Linked DNA regions of Homo sapiens: region 2 is linked to region 1. Evidence: read pairs that join two places in POLR2A ChIA-PET (ENCODE). Cell type or tissue: GM12878. All regions are shown on one strand.

Region 1 (2,500 bases):
TTTCTAGTCTGTCCATTTGTCTTTCTTCTTTTAATTGCCTGCTCATCACCCTCACTCATTTTTCTAATGGGTTGCTTATATTTTACTTATTGCTTTGTAAGGGCTTTTTGTTTTTGTTTTTGTTTTAAGGAGCGGAGAGTTTAATAGGCAAGAAGGAAGGGAGAAGACAGAAGGAAGACGCTCCCCCGTACGGAGACAGAGGGAGGGGGGGCTCCAAAGCCGAAAGAGGAGGTCCCTACCTGCCACGGATACCAGTCAGGTACACATGCAGAGGCTGGAGGAGGCGGTGTTTGATTTGCATAGGGCTCAGGGGATTGGTTTGACTAGGCATGTAATTCACGTAGCCCGAGAAAAAGCTGGCCCTCCCACCCTAGCTTTTTAATATGCAAATGCAGGTTGACACGACGTTCTACACTCGTGAGGTTATATGGGGTTGGCCATGTTGCCAGGAACATGTAGGGAAAGGGCAAGAAGGCCGTGGGAATCTCCATGTTTGGGTGGACCCAGTTTCTAATGGCCGACTTGCATATCAAAGGTTGCTGGCCTGGCTCTAAGAGCCGGGGCTTTACAAGAAACTTTTCCTGAGATGCTTTAAGGCTTCCCAATGACCCCTTTTCCTACAACATTTCCCCCTGTGGAGATGCTACACTAACTGCTGTTAGGGGGTTTTGGGCGATGACTCTTTCTGGCTACTTCCTGCTGAAAAGGGGCGTCAAATGGAGAACAGCAGCTAGGGCTCTTCCTGGGGTTGATCTAAGGGTCCTCGGAAGAATGGCGTGTGCATGTGTGGTTCAGTTTATAGCATCATTTGGAGTTTGATTGCAGTCTGATGATTGAATTTCTTTTCCTGGCCCATGAACCAAAATGATACGGCTCTGATGAGTGGAGGAACACCAGGGTTCTTGGTCCTCATGCCGGTTTAGAGAAAACAACAGGGACACACGTGGAGTGGTTTTAAGGAGTGGAGCATTTAATAGGCAAGAAGGAAGGGAGAAGACAGAAGGAAGAAACTCCCTTGTAGAGAGACAGAGGGAGGGGGGCTCCAAAGCCGAAAGAGGAGGTCCCTCTATAAGGGCTTTTTATGTTTTAATTAAGATATTAATGATAATAACTATATGTTGCAAATATTCCTTTTGATTTGTTGTTTGCCTTTTAACTTTGTGCTGGCAGGTTTTCGGTAAATAGAACTTTTTTATTGGTTGTCTTTTTCTTTACAGTTTCTTCTTTTGCTTTTATAACGGTACATTTTGATTAATTTCTATTTAAAAACAATGTGATGCTTTAGAGCAAGGTTCAAGTAAATATAAACATGTAGGTACATGGTAGAGTACCTTATTCACAGTTATTGATTGCTGCTGTTTTTGGTTTTTCTTACTGGGGCTAAATAGAAAACAGGATGTGATCTTTGGCTTTTAAAGGCTTTCAGCTTTGGCATTTAAAACATTTATTATTATTATTAATGTTTCTTATTCTTTTTAAAAATAGAGAGAGTCTTACTATGTTTCCCAGGCTACTCTCAAACTCCTGGGCTCAAGTGATCCTCCTCCCTTGGCCTCCCAAAGTGCTAAGATTACAGGTGTGAGCTACTGTGCCTGACCTAAAATCTCTATAAAAGTTTTTTTTTCTGCTGCTAATATTGAGCTCTCACACTATTTACTAGCTCTGATTTTCCAGCAAAAGATACTTACTTTACTTCTGACCATTCTCAGTCAATCCCTGAGATTTCTCTATGAGGAGAGCTTTACTTCTGATCTAATCTTTCTCTGCTTCAAGCCTCTGCAACTTCATATTAGATAATAGCAGGCTCCCAGCTAATCCTTAGACACACAATCAACTTCTCCTCCTCTTCTCCCACATGCTTTTTCCAGCTCCTTAATGAGAGCTGGAAAATCTATTCTGCCCTTTCCCCTCAATCTTTTTTTCCTAGACAGTTTTGTTTTTTTTTTTTTTTGAGTTGGAGTCTTGGTCTATTGCCCAGGCTGGAGTGCAGTGGCAAGATCTCGACTCACTGCAACCTCCTCCTCCTGGGTTCAAGTGATTCTCCTGCTTCAGCCTCCCAAGTAGATGGTACTACAGGCGTGTGCCACCACACCCAACTAATTTTTGTATTTTTAGTAGAGATGAGATTTCACTATGTTGGCCAGGCTGGTCTCAAACTCCTGACCTCAGGTGATCCACCTACCTCAGCCTCCCAAAGTGCTGGGATTACAGGAGTGAGCCACTGCGCTTGGCCTTTCCTAGACATTTAGAAGAAAGAAAGAACAAAAAAGAAATTAAAAAGAAGCTTATAAAGCAAATATCATGCAGGAGTTTCCTTATAGTTATGATCACCCTGCCTAGTAGGTCACTTGGTATTGAGTGCCCACTGTTTTCAGTGACATCCAGTATGTTCCCCTTGTTTATGGGTTCCAACACCTCCTGTTCCAAGAGACAAACATTCGTTCTGTTCAAAACTTTGTATCTCATTCCAGTGGGGTATTCTGCCAACCCATGTTTAGGT
Region 2 (2,500 bases), 93 kb before region 1:
TTTTTTTTTTTTTTTTATTTGTAGAGACAGGGTTTCACCATCTGGTCTAGACGCCCAGGCTGGTCTAGAGCTCCTGCGCTCAAGCACTCCACCCGCCTCAGCCTCCCAAAGGGCTGGGATTACAGGCATGAGTCACCACACCCAGCCAAACTCACTCAATTTCAAAGGATCACAAATTAAAATGGAGAAATTTTCCTCCAGCTTAAACAAGGCCTGAGCTTAATTTGATTCTCTCTGATATATTTAGGGGAAAGTTGGTTCAGCTTTGTTCACAACAGGCATTGCTGAGAATGAACAACACAAATCCACTTTCAGAATCTGGAAAACACTATCCATGCTGAATAAACCTCTGTAATTCCAAAATAAATTTCTTTTTTTTTTTTTTTTTTTTTTTGAGATGGAGTCTCACTCTGTCATTCAGGCTGGAATGCAGTGGCGTGATCTCAGCTCACTGCAACCTTAGCCTCCCAGGTTCAAGTGATTCTCCTGCCTTAGCCTCCTGAGTAGCTGGAGTTACAGGTGCCCACCACCACGCCTGGCTAATTTTTATACTTCTAGTAGAGATGGGTTTTGCCATGTTGGCAAGGCTGGTCTTGAACTCCTGAGCTCAGGTGATCTGCCCGCCTCAGCCTCCCAAAGTGCTGAGATTACAGGCATGAGCCACTGCTCCCGGCCCCAAACAATTTCTAAAAATTTAAGTTATTCCTTCCCAGTCAATAATATAATGTCACTTTAAATTATAGTATTTCCACATACATACTGATATCTGATTTTATTAAAAAAAAATAAGCAGTCATATCTTTATTTCACCAATGAAGAAAGAACTCTTCTAAACTAGAATGTTTATAGGAATTTCAAAAAGCAATGGTTGACAGTTTCCTCTTCTTTCAAGAACTGAAATCCACCAGGTGCAATGGCTCATGCCTGTAATCCCAGCACTTTGGGAGGCCAAGGCAGGCGGATCACTTGAGGCCAGGGGTTCGAGACTAGCCTAGCCAACAAGGTGAAACCCTGTCTCTACTAAAAATACAAAAATTAGCTGGGCATGGTGGCACATGCCTGTAATCCCAGCTACTCAGAAGGCTGAGGCATGAGAATCACTTGAGCCTGGGAGGTGGAGGTTGCAGTGAGCCGAGATAGCGCCACTGCATTCCAGCCTGGGTAACAGAGGGAAACTGTCTCAAAAAACAAACAAAAAAAGAACCGAAATCATGCCTACTCTTTCACTTCTCGTCTGTGTGTCATACAGGATGCCTCCCTTTTCTTTCATTTCTTTCTTTTTTCTTTTTTGAGACAGGGTCTCACTCGGTCGCCCAGGCTGGAGTGCAGTGGCACAAACACGACTCACTGCAGCCTCAAACTCCTGGGCTCACACAATCCTCCCACCTCAGTCCTCCAATTAGCTGGGACTACAGGCACATGCCACTACGCCCAGCTAATTATTTATTTATTTATTTATTTTTTGAGATGGAGTCTGGCTCTGTCGCCCAGGCTGGAGTGCAGTGCTGCAATCTTGGCTCACTGCAACCTCCACCTCCCAGGTTCATGCAATTCGCCTGCCTCAGCCTCCCAAGTAGCTGGGATTACAGGCGCCCACCACCACACCTGGCTAATTTTTATATTTTAGTAGAGACAGGGTTTCACGATGTTAGCCAGGCTGGTCTCGAACTCCTGACCTCAGGTGATCCACCCACCTCGGCCTCCCAAAGTGCTGGGATTACAGGCGTGAGCTACCATGCCTGGCCTTTTTTGGTTTTGTTTTGTTTTAATAGAGAAGGAGTCTCACCATGTTGCCCAGGCTGACCTCAAACTCCTGAGCTCAAGCCATTCTCTCACCTTGGCCTCCCAAAGTACTGGGATTGTAGGCGTGAGCCACTGTGCCCAACCAGAAGATTCTATTTAGGATCTATCTTTATGTCATAGTTTTTTGGAATTATATACAGAGTCACTGACAGGTTGGGAAGTAAAAGGGAACAAAGAAAAACCTCTGGAAAAACCTTCAGGGAAAGAAATGAACTAATAAATAATTATTTACAGTTTTCAAAATGTTCACTAAACTTTCCAGCATTCATAAAAATGGACTGGAAGAAGGCCTAGAGGTTCCTCACTGTTTTACAATCTTTAGGCTATCAAAACTAAATACCACAAACACTTAAACAAAAGCACTTAGAAACAAAGATGCTATACTTTGCACATACTTTTCATGAATCTTCAAGACTCGGTGAACTATAGGAATCTCTCTTCCTTCTATCCTAAAAACAACAATTTCTCCCACTCGTATGGGATCTTCAACTCGATTTGTTAGAAAGAGAAGATCTCCTCTATGAAATGCAGGTTCCATGCTGCCACTGGAAGGGAAAGAAGAATATAACAGCAAAAAGAAAGTATGAGATTAAATGTACTTTCAAAATTAGATATTCAACAAAATAAAAAATATCACTTTGGGAGTATACTCAATACCCTAACAACTATATCAACAGAAATGTGTATTGTTCTCAAA

Evidence for each region. Peaks named below come from ENCODE experiments on the same cell type or tissue, not always from the same donor. Only the 100,000 strongest peaks of a DNase experiment are listed, where the experiment ranks them.
Region 2: POLR2A ChIA-PET joins it to region 1 with 5 read pairs; 5 of 35 experiments call an interaction of 5 or more read pairs at or near these places.

What each region holds. Positions count from the first base shown.
Region 1 is chr15:84,778,054-84,780,553 of GRCh38, forward strand. ZNF592 (zinc finger protein 592) reads left to right here. Exons shown (of 11, transcript NM_014630.3): 3 at 130-259. Among named protein-coding and RNA genes, the nearest start is that of ZNF592, 31 kb to the left of the region's middle. In GM12878, no CTCF peak of the experiment used is centred here; no DNase peak of the experiment used is centred here.
Region 2 is chr15:84,685,427-84,687,926 of GRCh38, forward strand. SEC11A (SEC11 homolog A, signal peptidase complex subunit) reads right to left here. Exons shown (of 6, transcript NM_014300.4): 3 at 2,199-2,348. Among named protein-coding and RNA genes, the nearest start is that of NMB, 28 kb to the left of the region's middle. RefSeq lists an enhancer at 1,062-1,561. In GM12878, no CTCF peak of the experiment used is centred here; a DNase peak (open chromatin) is centred at 1,235.